Regions from separate parts of the Mus musculus genome. Here region 1 is linked to region 2. A link is a loop called in an ENCODE intact Hi-C map of the cell type or tissue named here. Cell type or tissue: heart. All regions are shown on one strand.

Evidence for each region. Peaks named below come from ENCODE experiments on the same cell type or tissue, not always from the same donor. Only the 100,000 strongest peaks of a DNase experiment are listed, where the experiment ranks them.
Region 1: it touches region 2 in a loop (5-fold over the local background); 10 of 42 quality-filtered maps call a loop at or near these places.

The regions. Positions count from the first base shown.
Region 1 is chr5:31,694,961-31,702,960 of GRCm38, reverse strand. Rbks (ribokinase) reads left to right here and starts at 5,351. Exons shown (of 8, transcript NM_153196.1): 1 at 5,351-5,451. The coding sequence starts at 5,360. Babam2 (BRISC and BRCA1 A complex member 2) reads right to left here and starts at 4,911. Exons shown (of 12, transcript NM_144541.1): 1 at 4,884-4,911; 2 at 984-1,135. The coding sequence starts at 1,111. In heart, no CTCF peak of the experiment used is centred here; DNase peaks (open chromatin) are centred at 4,460 and 4,990; H3K4me3 peaks cover 2,060 bases; H3K27ac peaks cover 1,822 bases.
Region 2 is chr5:32,194,132-32,202,131 of GRCm38, reverse strand. No RefSeq gene overlaps it. Among named protein-coding and RNA genes, the nearest start is that of Gm36732, 13 kb to the right of the region's middle. In heart, a CTCF peak has its summit at 4,209 (motif pointing right); DNase peaks (open chromatin) are centred at 4,221 and 5,891; H3K27ac peaks cover 1,054 bases.

The DNA.
Region 1 (8,000 bases), 500 kb after region 2:
CCACCAGGAACCCAGAGGTAAGAGCTGACACAGATATTGAAGAAATGTTGATTTCTGGCTTGCTTCCCCATGTTACTACTCAGCTACATTTTTTTATACAGCCCATGCTCACGCGGCCAAGGATGGCATCGCCCACAATGGCCTAAGCCTCTTCCTCTATCATTTAGCACTCATGAAAATGCCCAGCAGACCAATCTGATAGGGACAGTTCCTCAACGGAGGGTCGCTCTTGCCAGGTCCGTCAATTGACAACCAAGATTGCTACTGCAATGTCCTATGGTATTTTTCTATGTTTTCTGTAGATCTAATCTTATTTCCAAATGAAATATGAGGCAGGTTTTATCACTTCTTTTTGCTTTATTTTTTTTATTGGTTTGTTTGGGGTTTTTTGTCTTGTATTTTTTAACACAACATATCCAGGTGTGAGACTGAATGCTTCAACCCCACTGTGACTCATTTCGGCTAGCTACTGTAATTTTTGTATTAAGGGAGATCACCAAATGATGTCAGACACAGCACCTCTAAACCCAATTCTTACAGTGTATGTTAGATTACAGTAAACAAGAAAGCAATCCAAAGAAGGAAACCATGCATGCTAAAACCCATGTAGCATGTTAGTCACAAAGAGGTAAGTCAGAAAAAAGTATATTATCATTCCCATTAGAAATAAAGTGCCCATAACGCCCACATGTGGGCGCATGCTCTTGTGAAACAAGAAGCAAAACATGTCAAGAATTAAACAAAACCAAATGAATTTGGCACTGGAATGTGACTCTGTAATCAAGTTTTGTCTAGCATGTGTGAGGCCCTGAGTTTAATCACGAGCACGCACACGCACACGCATGCACTACACTCACTACAGGCACACATCGGCAGATGATAAGAGCAGGACTTGAATGAAAGCTTCTGTGACGGCCCTTTTTCATGGATCTGTTAAGAAAGGTTTCTTGTGAGATAAAAGTTGAGTTTGTTCTTGTACATACCCAGACTTCAAGTCCGTAATTCTCAAACAGTTTGTAGCATCCAGTCCCACCTTCCCATTTCGGACCACGCTTGATATGAATGGGGAGAGCATTGGAGAAATTCGGTTCAAGGCAATTTCTGGAGACATTTTAACTTGATTTATGAGTTACCACTGAAAGTAGAAAGAAAGAAAGGTGATCAATTTACCAAACAAACTTAAGAAATATAGCTAGCACAAGCTCCCTGTAAGTTAGCACGGTGCACAGAATTGTCTCTTCTACAAGCAAATGCTTTATGACTCAGTACCACTTAGTCTTCCAGGAGCCAGATCCCTGCAGCTCAGAGACTCGGGGCATGGCCTATGCCATGCCTTTGGGGAATGAAAGGAACCCTTAAAGTACAATTCCCTCCTCCTTTCCAAAGACGCTCCCCACAGTAGCTCAGTCTCCTCAAAGCTCCAACTGCCTCTTCTAATCTAGTTGAGCTGGAGAAGGTTCACTAACAGTCCTGCAACCACAACACACAAAACATACATCACCAAGTCCACTAAATCAGGGACCCCACCTGTATCCCCACAAGGACAAAGAGCTTGATCAGGGATAACATACAGCACTCTAAAGCAAACACAACCAACTGTTACTTACAAGAAAGCATTTACAGCCCACACACCTTTCTTAATAAGTCCTTCCATGGAGCATTATAATTACCTGATTATATTAACTCTCCCCAACAAAGACTATAACTTGAAATTCTTACATTTAACAAAGGCAGTTAACATACACTTAGTATTCAGTAACATTTAATAATGTTACTGAATAATAATGTGGTAAATTCAAATAATGGAATTTTTTCTAGACCATATTTGAAGCAAGCTTTATTAAATATTGACCAGGACCATGGATACTGGACTGGCCCATAACTAAAACCCATGCTCAGAATATGGCTTCAAATAATAGATTCAATAAACAAATTAATCTTAAAATAACTCTAAAGAAATGAGTGAGGGAAGCAAAACTGAAGAAAAATTCATCAATGGAGAAGATATAATAGACCCTCAAAATCTAATAAGGTGAGGGCCCCGAGAAAACAGTTCAGTGAGTAAAGTGCTTGCTGAGCAAGCCTGAGCAAGCATGACTTCCACCCCAGCAGCTATGTAAAAAGCCAGCCTAGTGGCACACATCTATAACCCCAGCACTGCAGGTTTCAACTCAGCAGATTCCCTGGGCTCACCAGTCTAGCCAAAACCGTGAAGCCCAAAGTCAGTGAGAGACCCTCTCTCTAATCTAAGGTCAAGGACGATAGAGGAAGATACTCAACACTATCCTCTCTCCAAATCATGTACACACACACATATATATGCATACTCTATACACAGACATACCATGTACACACATGCACACAAATCATAGGGGTTAAATACAGCTAAATCTGGGGGATAAAGGTACTTGACACTTAAATTATAAAAACATAGGGCAGAGATTTATGCGTGTCCAGATATTAAGCAACAAAGACAAATTGAATCTTTTCAGTCTTTGATTTTCTGGCACTGCGAAGTCTTTACACTTGATAATACAAAAGCAATAAATCACACGTATGTGATTTGGATGTTCACGGAGCTGCAGGAGAGTGTGCACGAACTCCTAATAGGTGAAAGCTACTGCTTTAGAGGTGAATAAGTCAATTCAAATGACTACTGTCTCTCTCCATCTGAAAGATTAATCCCACAATGAAAGCAAATTCATTCCCATCCAGGTACAATTATGAGTACCTGCTGTTCTGGTTTCTAAGCACTGTGCCACATAAGAATTTATAAGCTCTGCTAAACTGAATGTTTGCTTTATCATTGTAGTTACACACACACACACACACACACACACAGTGACACCATGATGCCCCCCCCCGAAATATTTGTGAGGTGCTTAAGCTTTACACAGTATACTTTAGTCTCTACATGGTTGTCTTCTGACTCTTGGGAGCTGGCCTCCCCATACATTCTAATACATCTAACATGAGCAAATGTCTCCTTTCCTATATATAGTATCTATCATAAAAATACATATATCTTATAGCATGGCATGACTTATAAGTCACTTCCATATGCAGCCTTGCCATTCATCTTCACAGTCTGGTATAAGGCATGTTTCTAATTCCCACATTCCAGGTGACTTGGGTAACTGTTTCTGGACAGTAGGCTCACCCACACTATCACTTTGAAGACTTTTCTAAACTCCACAGTCCTGCCTGATGTCTGCCCACTATGTCACAGTTCCTGGAGGGGGATGCTCATTTACTTCACATTCAAAACACACAGAGTCATCTGAGAAGCAAGCAGAAGGATATCTTATGACAAAAAAAAAAAAAAAAAAACTGTTCCATGGTTTGTTTTTTTCCTCAGAGTATCTAATTTACACCAAATTTCTCCAAGAAAGAGAAATCAAACTAACACCTCACACATGATCTCTGTTACTCACCTCTCTGCACAAACATCCACTCCCCCCCCACACACACACACAGTTTCTTAATGAATACTGTTTCCATTTTGTAAATACAAAAGCTAAAGACCAGCCAAATCAAGTTACTTATTTAATGTCACATAAAGAACAAACAGAAGGACTGAAATTCAGGTCCAGAGCTCTCTCAAATTCCACTATTCCTATCCTCTTCTCAAGCATTAATTACAATGGCCACTAAAGAAAGCACCAAGGTGAATTTTTAAAGCATACACTTCGGTAAATATAAAGACAAAGTCACGAATTTATACACATGATTGCTTTACAGCTAGACACCAACTAGGCTCCTGCTGATCCAGTGTTGGTACTAGCCTGAATGATTCACTAATTAAATGCCAAAGGAAACAACCTTCTCCAGACGCCAAACCACACTAGTGATTATGAAAACCCATTCCACTTCAGCAACTGTCAAGACGTTAGGATCACACCTGAGGGAATGGATTTCTGTCTTTATCTCCAGAACAGCAGCTATAATACAAGTTTTTGACAGTGCAAGGTTTTGTGCAGCTTCAAGATGTTTCAGTAAGTGTGACTTCACTAACAAATGAAAGTTAAAAAAAAAAAAAACTATACTGACTCCAAAATCAGGAATTTGAAGAGAAAAAAAAAAAAAAAGATGATTCTTTGGTACAATATGCAGGGATATGGATTAGAAACACACACCTCTCCTTTACATATGGCACCATTATAACTGATTCCAGAGAAGCAGGAAATTTTGGTGACCTGCCTCTCTTGAATGCTTGTTTTGCAATTTGTATTTCCTGATTTTGATGTATTGCAGACGGAAGATGCAAATATATAATTTTTATAAAAAAATCTGCTGCCGCAAGATAAGGTCACATGAGGTCTTTTAGTGGGCAGGCTGTCTGGGGAACACAAAGACGTATAAAGCACCATCTAGGCTCTCGCAATTAGGAGAGGATGACAAACACGGAAACATGTGCCCCCGTTGACGTCATGGAACGGAAAGGGGTGGCCTCCTGCTGCATCACGTCCACGTCATATGGCGCACGAGGGAAGTTACTGTGGGGGAGCAATTTCTCCACTGGGCAACATCAGGGAGGGGCGGGGAGAGCGAATTGGTTCCGATCCAAAGAATGTCCACCCATTCTGAGGAGAATCTAAAGGGATCCAACCCTTTCTCCCAAATTGTATGATGCCCTCATCAAGTGCAAAAAGAGGCGGGCTTCATCAGAAACCAGGACTGAACGAGATACGTGGAGAAAGAGAAGCCTCAGATCTTGGGGGCGGCTCTTGAGGGAATCCGCGTGCTGTGGGGCGAGCGGGGCATCTTTGGAACGCGGGCCTTCTCTTGAAGAGGCTAGCTCTCTGGCCATACTCAAACATGGCTCTCTGCGCCACCTGTGCGACTGAGATCCAACCTCCCCGCACCAGCCCGGGTCCAGGTACCTGGAACTTAAGTCCGATCAGTAACCGGCGACTAGACGGGGTACAGGTTACCCGAGCGCGCCCCCGACCGACGCACCGACCTGCGCGCGAACCGCGGGCCGGATGCGTGCGCGCTCCCCCGGACGTCCCGCCCTCTCCGGAGCCGGCCGGGCGTGCGCGTCCCCGCGCCGAGAAGCCGGAAGCTGAGGAAGGCGACCGGGTAGCGCCTGAAGGTTCCCGGGAGCTCTGGCCTAGTGCTTGGCGCGCTCTGTCATTCTCGCCGTGGCGGCCGGGCCCTGTGCTTGTGAGGCGGGGCAGGAACACCGGTCCCAGAGGGATCAGGACTAGCCAAAGGCCGGAGAGATTTCGGGCATTTGGGAGGGCGACCGGCACAGGCGGGTGGAACGCCCGCGTCGTTAAGGAGGACGGGGCGGCGTCCCTGGTTACGGGGTCAGGCAAAGGGCAAAGGGCAGCGTCAGGGTTGAGCAGGATTAGTAATGGCGGCGTGTGGGGAGCCCGGGAGGCCCTGGCAGGAGGAGGAGGCAGCAGCGGTGGTAGTGGTGGGTTCCTGCATGACCGACCTGGTCAGGTTAGTGCGGGGCCGCAGCGCAAGGTCTCGGGAGGGCGAGCCACACTGTGGATGCCCGGGCCTCGGATCGGTGGGCACCCACCATTGGAACTTTCCTGAAAGCTTCAGGTTTCCAAGCACGACTTCTGAGGTGAAAAGGCAGAATTCAAGTTTGTGGAGGTCAATGACAGAGGAAGGGACAGGGATGGGGGGTGGGGGGACTGAATGAAAGCTTTGATAGACACCCCCACCTACGGGCGCCCCCAAACACCTGCACCTGTTTCCTTGGCCAGGCTGCCCCATGACATTTTAACCTCTGAGAACATGATGTACCTACTTCACAGGGTTGAGAGCACAAGAAGTGTTTTGTCCACCAGACCCAACTGGGTATTACTGGATTGAACACGTGAAAGAAGGCACTGAGGCAAACACCTTTTCACTCATGTTGGCATTCCTGCAGTGTTCCATATTTACAGTTTACTTTTATGTGGAAATGTAACCATGGGCCAACCTTTGTGGTGAACCTAAGTGTGAATTCAAAATTTAAAACACACACACACACACACAAACATGACAATTACAGCCACTAAAAACCTGACCAAATAGTGCTAAATGAGAATAGTTGAGTTAGGTCAGAGAGGTTGTAGGGAAGATCCTTCTGCTTTGTCGTCTGTTTTTATGAAAACAGCTTTCCAAGCAGATAAGCAATATACATTGTAGAAAAAAAAATAGTTCAGGTATTCCAAAAAACTCAGGCCATATAATTCTGTTTATGTTAATAACCATATTTCCCAGCAACTTAGTGTCATCGGTCCCTAAACTATTTTTCCAAAAGATAGCAGAGAACTTTGAAATAAGGCCTTGGGGTAATCAAAACAACCAAACCCTTTCACCAAACTACCTATATCTACTTTAAAAACAGCTCCAGGGGCCTCATATATCTAACTTAATCTTGCTTAAAACATTATAAATTGTTATCAGATTCATCAAGATGGCTATGAGGTAAAGGTGCTTGACTAAAGCCTAATGCCCTTCAGTTCCTGGAGCCCAGTATGGTGGAAGGACACTACATATGTGATGCATGAGTGTGTACACAATAGATAGATAGATAGATAGATAGATAGATAGAATAAATAAGTCTATGCTTTCAAATTACCAAACACAACAGAAAAGATGGAATTAAAAAGGAGACTGGGGCCGGGCGTGGTGATGCACGCCTTTAATCCCAGCACTTGGGAGGCAGAGGCAGGCGGATTTCTGAGTTCCAGGCCAGCCTGGTCTACAAAGTAAGCTCCAGGACAGCCAGGGCTACACAGAGAAACCCTGTCTCGAAAAAAACAAAAAAAAAAAAAGAAAAAGAAAAGAAAGAAAGAAAAAGGAGACTGGGAGAGGCAAGTTAATTGACAAAAACCCTGATATGTTGTAGGGACTACAGAAATGGCCTCAACAGTTAAGAGCATTGGATAAAAACCACCTGTAACTCCCATCTAAAGGGTCCCACACCTCCAAGTGCATTGCTTTCCTACACACAGAGTTAAAAGTAAAAAAATGATTTTTTTAAATGAAGCAATAACAGAAGAGCTACAAATAATTAAAGTTTATATAATTTTGTGTGTGGTGCTAGATATTGAACTCAGGTCCGTTGCATGGCTAGTAAATACTTTACTACTAAACTACACTTATAGCTTTTAATTTTATTATTTGAGACAGAATCTCACTAAGTTCCCCATGCTGAACTTGTACCATGTAAGTTAGGCACTTGACCATGCTATCTTGCTGTAGCTGGGATTACAGGCTTACAGCCCCAAGTCTGTCTCTAAATTCTAAATTTTCCTTTTTCAGAAATGTTTGAGCTGCTACCTTGTCCTAAGTTACGCTGAGGCAGGCATGATTTTCTGTACTGGAAGACAATATAGCTGGAGACCTTTGGTGAGGAGGCTTATGTGTATTTTTCTAGGGGAAGATGTCAGCACATCTTTCTGTAAAGCTCCAGATAGTAAAGATTTAAGTTTGGCAGGTCACATTTGGAAGTGTGAAAAGTCCTTTGTCTTCATTAGGATTTTATTGCTGTGAACAGACACCATGACCAAGGCAACTCTTATAAAGGACAACATTTATTTGGGGCTGGCTTACAGTTCAGAGGTTCAGTCCATTATCATCAAGGAGGGAGCATGGCAGCATCCAGACAGCATGGTGCAGGAGGTGCTGAGAGTTCTACAGTTTCCTCTGAAGGCTGCTAGCAGAATACTGACTTCCAGGCAGCTAGGATAAGGGTCTTAAAGCCCACACCCACAGTGACACACCTACTTCAACAGGGCCACCTTGTAATCATGCCACTCCCTAGGCCGAGCATATGCAAAGGGTCTCGTCATTCTGATCTCCCAGATAAGGAATGCTGCAGACTAACCTGTCCATAAGTCCCTGTGTGTAGGCTGTCTCCAGTCCATCCTAACTAACTTAATCCCAGTGGCAGTTCTTGAAGAAAAGGTAGAATGTGGTGTTTGTTTTAGATCAAAGTAGGGAATGCGGTGGCTGAGCAGATGGATGAGCACTGACTGCTCTTCCAGAGG
Region 2 (8,000 bases):
GGAGAAACCCTGTCTCAATCAATCAATCAATCAATCAATCAATAAGAAATGTCAGAAGCTGTTCGAGGCCAGCCTGGTCTACAAAGTGAGTTCCAGGTCAGCCGGGGCTACACAGAGAAACCCTGTCTCAATAAATAAATAAATAAATAAATAAATAAATAAATAAGAAAGAAATGTCAGAAGCTGCGCCCATGAAGTCTCCCCAACACGGATGTTTAAGACCTGAACAATGATGACATCAATAGGTATGCTAACGGAGAGGATGCTCAGGAGAGGTGGAACATATCCACAAGGAACATTATTCAGAGCAGGTTGCATTTATATATTTAGGAAATTACACATAGACACATACAAATATACATGCATATACATATACCTGCATATACAAACATATGTATATATACACATGTCTATATGTGTATGTTTATATTTACTTACAATTGAAAAAGAGGTCATGAACTTGAGAGATAGGAAGGCAGTCCAGGGGAAGGGTTGGAGGGAGGAAAGGGAAAGAGTAAAATGTTGTAATTATAATTTTTGAAAATTATTAGAAACGCACCACGTCCCTGAGAACAGTTAGAAGACAAGCTGTCTCCTAGCTCTTGCTACGGTTTATTCGGTTACGTAAAGCTGCCGTGAGGATGGGAAGTCGGAAGCTCACTCACGGAGGGAACAATTGGATTCCAGCTTACAGTCTCAGAGTCCTCAGCTGGTTTCAACTGCATGTTGTAAGCACCACCTGATGTCCTGACGTTCCTCTCTACTGGCTGCTCACTGTTTTCTTACTCTTGCTTTTGCAATAACCCTGACAAACTCATTCACTGAACTCCACAACCCCAGCTCTCGCATACCACTCTCCAGACCACACAAAATACTGTCCTTAGAGTTTAGCGAAACTCAGAGAACAGATGTCAAGTTGAGCCCTAAGGTGTAGGCCTTTGGTGACCATGACACTCCCACGTGACTTCACTGGCTGTGACACATGCAATGCATATGCAGGGGAATGGAGATTTCGGGACCATCAGTACTTTGTAGTCAGTTTCTTGGGGCCTAAAACTGCTCTTTAAAAAGTAGTTTGGGCTGAAAAGATAGCCTGGTCAGTAACTGCTTGCCTTGCAAGCTCAGAGATTTGAGTCTGAGCCCTGCTCCCTCAAACCCATGTGGAAAAAGCTAGACATGGTGGTGAACGCTTTTATACCCACAGATGGGGATGCAGAGACAGGAGGAATCCCCGGTGTTTGCTGGCCAGGTAGCCTGGCCTACTTAACAAATTTCAGGTCAGTGAAAGTCACTAACTAACTAACGAACGAACTAATAACTAACTAACATAAATGTTCCCTCTGACACACATATACACGTATACACAGAGGCAGCGAGGGAGGAGGAAGGGACAGACAGAGACACAGAGACTAGAGAGACTACTAAAAGAACAAAGCAAAGGAGTCCCAGTGTACTTTTTACCAGCTACTCAGCACAGGGTTCAGAAAAATCTCTTCTCTTCAGGAGGGGCCCAGCCTCCAATCTTGTTAGCTTTTTAGGTGGATGATTCGGTCACCCTTAATCTGGGTCACCATGTAGGGCAGTTTGTAGCTAGAGTTCTCTGCATGGTGACTCAGCTAAATGCCACCTTCCTGGGTCTCCCTTGCTATCTTCCTTCTTCCACCCACTGTCTGGTCCAGAGTATCATTTTCTGCCTAGAAACACACCACTCTCTAAAACATGCTTGTTTCTGGGCTCCTGCAACTCACAGAATTGCCACAAAAGGCAGAGACTCTATCCCTAGGGCCTAGAACAGCAGGTGGCACAAAATCAAGGTAGGAGCTCAATAAATACTTGTTGACTGAATAACCCTGTTACTGGCCAGCTGTACCACCAAGGGTAAAGCAGTTAAACCTTCCTGGACCTCAATTTACTCATCTGTAAAATGGGCAATTATACTTAATAATTGCACTCTCTTGCCTCAATGCTCTGCGTGTCCTAGCCAGGATCAGAGTGACCTTGTTTTCTGACTCAAGGGCTTCTTGGGCCACAGGATGATTGGGAGGTGCTTACGAGTTGCACCTCCAGAGGCCTGGAGTTGCCACACCTTCCTGCCTGAGGGTCTTCAGCTCCAGAGGGAGGTGGGAATGTGTGCTGGTAGATGGGTGTTGTTGGGGGTTCCTTCCCTAGAATGGCATCTTCAAGAGGGCAGGCATCTTGGATTGCGCTGACTCCTATTGCCACATGTGTAGAATAGTGCCCAGCACCCAGCAGCCCTATAGATGGTTCTGGAATGAGTGAGGAACAGCTCATACCAGCCATGCATGTTTCTATTCCTGGCTAAGTGCTGTGTGGGATACAAACAGTACTAGTAGATCCCCTCCCACCCACAGAGCCCTCTGAGCTGTTTGCACTTGCCTCAGCTCCTTCGATCCTCATGACAAGTCCATGAGATAAGCGTCATTACATCCCATTATCCCCAATTCACAGATGAGATAACTGAGGCACAAAGGGTTCAAACTGCCCAGAGCCACATTGCAGGTGAATGGTAGAGGTTGAGCTCAAACCCAAGCTCTCAGACTCAAGACTGCAGGCGCCTGTGTGTGGCTGGCTGTGCAAGGCTCAAGTGTGAGTGTGTGTAGGCAGGAAGTCTTATGAGGAAGACTGAGGAAGGGGCAGGTGGGAGGAAGAAAGCAAAGCCGCCTGCTATGGTGTGGGGTTCTGGGCTGCTTTAGTGAGCAAAGACCAGGAAGAAGGTCCTCGAGAGGGGCCTGTGACCTCAGTAGGGAACATCTGCAGGAAGTACATGGCCTCAATAAGAATGCCACTCTCAGGCCCAGACAGGCCCAGCTCCTTGCAGCTTCCTCATGGGGCACAGATGCCAAAGATGTGGGCAAACAGGTTTGAGGAATACAAAACCAACTTGAAGCTTTCTCCTCTTCCTCAAACAAGGCACCCAGCCTGAGCCCTCTCTCCTAGACCATAAGAATTCTTTCTAAAGCTGTGCGTCCTCCTCTTGCCTTTGCTAAAGTCCTTACAAGCCTCTGAATCAAACCTACTTACTTACACACACTGTCCCAGCCACCCAGACTCTGCCCCCGAACCCTTGCCCCTGGAAGCCCATGATCTCTGTCAGTCCCTGACTCCTGTCTCTGCCTTTTGAGACCCATATGGGGACCCTATGAGTTCTGTCCTTCCTCTTTCTGTGTCCTGTCCCTGAGGCACCTTCATCTCCTGCTCGATGTCTGAGTTGGTCCTTCTACCCTGGCCTCAGTCACTGGCACCTTCCCTGTAATTGGCAGCTTCAGAGGGTGGGGCTCAAGGCTCTGTACCTGTACCAAACCCCACTTGCTTTTATGAGTGGCACAGCCGCTGGTCATCCTGCACTGATCCCTACCAGAGATCCCCGGGGGACCAGCAGCTTAGCAAAGGCCCTGAGGCTGTCCTACCAGAGGCCTGAGGTTGATGGGGTTAGAGGCCATGAGGAGGAGATGGGGGGCAGAATGTGAAGAGGAAGGCAGGGACAGAGGCTCACCCACACCTGCTGGCCACTCAGCAGGGCAAAGATCACCCCAGTTAGCACTGGGACACAGCTACTGGACAGGAGGACCACTACAAAAGCGGACACAAAAATGCCCTTATCTCAGTGAGAATGAAGTTTCCCTGTCTATCCCCTGTCCTGGCAAGGCCCCAAATTTCCAGAGGGAAGGTGTCTGGACCACTCACAGGCCAGACTGCTGGGTTTACTGCTCATGCCACATGACTGAGCCCCAGAAGCACCCACCTCAGTCCACCCAAAGACCAGATCCCCCCACTCCTGCTTTATCGATAGCTCTGGGTGCAGCTTATCCCATCCGAACAGCTGGAAATGGGCTCCCAGGATGCCGGCAACTCCTAAGAGAGGATAATAGTCAACCACTGACCACATTAGCCAGTGACTTCTTACTCTTTCATGCTCCTGCTAAGCACTTACATGTGTTGTGACTTGGTGACTTCACCAGGCAGTTCCCTGAGATGGTTCTGGAGGCTACCGCGAAATGGTTCTAAGCCTAGACGGGATAACCATATGCTCACCCAGCCTGGAATAGTCCCATCTTACGTCTGTTATCTCAGAATCAGTACTGACAGACTATCGTTCTCATGCTCACATTGGGTGACTGCTCATGGGCCCTGCTCAGAGACAGCATCATGTGGCTGTCCCTAGAGGAGCAACGGGGCCGGAAGAATCAGACACCAGAGGGCAGCAGTGAGCTGTGTTTGTCTGGCTTGTCTCTGGCAAGGCACTGGTCCCATGGTAGGATAGGTGGAGACTAGCTGAGGAAGTGCCCAGACAGCTTCCTTAGAGCTCCAGCTCTGTTCAGGCCTACTACAACCCAGCTGGGTCCATCTCTTCCATCTGCCCAACAGAGAGAGCCCAACTAAACATGAGAGTCCAGGAGGGAAGAGAGACACTAACTAGTCCCAGTCTACCCAGCCTGGCCAGCCTCCTGTCAGGCCCTACTGTGGGCTTCACAGTAGGCTTAGAACACTCTGACTTTGATGAAACATACAGCAGTTCCCACCATGGCACGTGGTTGGAGATGTTTTTAGCCTTACCAATTTTCTCTGTGTAGAGAGATGCCTCTCTCTGCAGTAGGCAGAGATGAGCATCAAGACACAAGGGGGCATCACTTAACGCAGATGACTGTTTTGGCAAAGAAGCAAGTCATTGTATAATAGAAGTCAGAGTGTCAGACAGAACCTCATTCAGACAGACAGACATCTATGCATATGGTAGAGAACAGACTGTCACTTGTTTGTCCAATATGGTTCCAGACGACAACTGTTGTCCTGACCCAATGATTACTAACATCCCACCTCTTGCGGTGTCCCAGTTTGGAGAATCGACTACACAGTGCTGCCTACGAGGCATCAACTATGTGCCAGGGTTGGTGGCAGACCTGGGGGATGGGGAGGGAGATGATGTCCCAACTGCCACTCTCCAGGACTCACTGTTGCTGCTTGAGGACACAGACTGGGAAAGGAATGGAGAAGGTGGGGATGGTCACACTGCTAGAGGTCCCCTCAAGAACCTGCCAAGAAACATCTATGGATAGATCTATCTTTCTTGGTTTATTCAGAATTTTTAATATTTTAATATTTTTCCAGCTTTATAAGCTGCTTTAAAAAAAACCCAAAACAATTCACTATGTAGCTCATAGCAATTCTCCTGCCTCAGGCTCCCAAACACTTGGTTTTTTTTTTTTTTTTTTTAATTGCATGTATCTATTTGTCTCTGTGTATGCTGGGCAAACAGGTGTATGTTCTCTACATTCTGTATAGGGGTACACCTACAGATGAAGGTCAGAGGGGCAACTTGTGGGAACTGGATCTCTCCTTCTACCATGTGGGTCTCTTGCTCAGATTCAGGTGGTCCAGCTTAGTGGTAAGTGCCATCATAGGCTGAGCCGTCTAGTCAACACAAGCTGGATCATTACAGGCGTGTGCTGTGCGCTGCTACAAGTGGTGCTAATCCATTTTCTGGTGTGTGTGTGTGTGTGTGTGTGTGTGTGTGTGTGTGTGTGTGTGTGCCTATCCTAGAACCAGGGATGCTTTCGAGGTGCAGGTGTCTTAATGCCAAATCCCTTACCAGCAAGCCCACAATCCACTCTTCCAAGCCCCTGCCTTGTCTGTAAGCCTCCTTCTGAGTTAGATCCTCTCTGTGTCCTGCTCAGTTAACTTGAGGGCACCCTCTGGTGGGCAGCAAAGTCTCCTTGTCCCTCCGCCAATGTTACAGGGGAACTTTGTCCTGCTTCTCAGCAGAGCATGGCCTGACCCCATCCCACGATATCCTGGGTGACTGCATGAAAACCCCAGAGCTCCCCAGCACTGGAGGAGTTTTGCCTTATTTAGACATGGTGCCCTGGAGGAAGGAGAAAGGGAAGGAGGGGGAGGGGATGGCAAGTAGATAGGCACGAAGGAGAAGGAAGGAGGCTGGAGGATTCTGAGAACTAAGGGTCATGATGACATCATCACGGGAGGGTTTTGCTGGGGTCAGTGGGTGAGGGCGGGGCCCAGTGGCTGGGGCTCACGGTGACTCATTTATAGGAATGGGCTTTGTGTCTGCCGCAGTCATTTATTTAGTAAGCCATTAATTGTTTCGACACTCGTTTATTGAGTTGTTATTATGCTTCAGGCCCAGGACTAGGCTTCAGAAGACAGAGATCACTGCCAGGGCTGGGAGCTCACGGCCCAAAGGGGAGAGGCGAGGCCACTGCTATGTGTGGGTGTGTGCAGGAGCAGAGGGTCCTGGGACAGGCATTTCAATGCATGGCAGACACAGAGACAACAGAGGGGCACCATTGGAGGAGATAGTGGCCAAGAAAGACTCCCATGGGAAGGAAGGTAGGGGAAGGGCTCTTAAGGTGCTGGAGGGGAGGAAGAAGAGGAGGAAAGGGAAGAGGAGGGGAGGAGAGGGGGTCGGGGAGGAAGAGTATGTAGTGGAAGGTTGGAAGAAGGGCTCAGGAGGCATAGGGAACTGACAGGCACCTGAGACACAATAACAATGGCTAGATTTATGCTTGTAGGCTAGTGACATGGCCTGACCTGTAATGGTACCTGCTGCCAAGCCTGCTGACCTGAGTTTGATCCCTAGGAAAGAGAAAAGTTATCCTTGAGTTCCACATGTGCTCTGTGGTATATGAGTGAGCATACACACACACACACACACACACACACACTCACATGGGCTGAGGAGAAAACAAACAAACAAATGTTTTTACATGCACAAGGAAAACAGAAATGTTCTTGGAGAGGGAATGTCCACAAGATTCTAAAGTAGGGGACCCTGGAGGTGTGGCTACATCCTTCGCATTTGGGTCTGGCTAGTATGACCTTGGCAGACTGGTCCTTGCTGTAGGTGATGGTTCATAGACTTAGCCACACCAGCTTCATCCTTCCTCAGAGATAGCTCAGTGTCTGCCCCGATAAATGGAAAAGGTGAACCTTAATGGAGGGCAGAGCTTGGCAGACCCCACAGTCAACAGCAGTAGAGTCAGAGTGACTGCAGTTTGTGGCCACCTGAAAACCCTCCTGTCACACCTGAGGATGCCCTGCTTGATGTCTGGACACAGCTCCTGAGTGGTCATTGCTAGTATCATGGGACATCCTTAATAATAGGCAAGCCCAAGTCACTCATTCGTGGCGAGCCTCGGTTCTCAGGCATGCCATCTGATTCCAGAGGTCCCTTTTCCCAAATGGGAGACGTCTGCTTCTGTGAAGAGACTGCCACACTTTGTCCCAGTCCTCCACGTCTCTGGGGAGATCACTGGGCTCCTCTTCTAGTAACCAGACCACAGGAGGCCATAGACTCCAGGAGGGACTTTCAGCCTTGAGATTTTTTTCTTCAAACAGGCCCCGGGTGTTACGGTGGCTTCTTCAGGGGTGTCCCCAGACCCTGTTCTTCCAGAAGTGTGAAGCCACCCCACCTGGCCTTGACCATCACTGCCCACTTCTTCCAGTCACTAAAGTCCCAAACATATTTGTGCTCCTCCTGCTACGATTAATTGGGGTCTATTTCAAGGGAAACTCAGTAGTCTGCCCACTTCTGATTCACACCCATTGAGCTCATCAAAACCAGAACAATTTGGTAATAGTAATAGCTTCTTGGTTTACTGGACGCCCTCTGGGATCTGTGAAAAAAAAAAAAATCTCCGTTCCTCAGAAACAGGAAGTTTCAACAGAAGGAAAGACAGTTGCAAAAATCAACAACATTTGAATTGTCTCTGCCTGTTGGAGAGGTGTGTGCGTTCAGTGTTCCAGTCCTCTGGTCAGCAAACAATCAGCACCTACTGTGTGCAGGGCTGGGAACACAGGGGATTTTAAAAGGAGAGCTTCTGTTTGGGGAGGGTTGCAGTGTCTCCCAGAAAACCATCTTGGGTGCAGAGGGGAGGGGCTGGGGCCTGGGGCCTGGGGCCTGGGGGACTGGCTGCAAACTCACACAACAGAAATTTACTTTATTGAAATTCTGGAGGCCTTCCGAG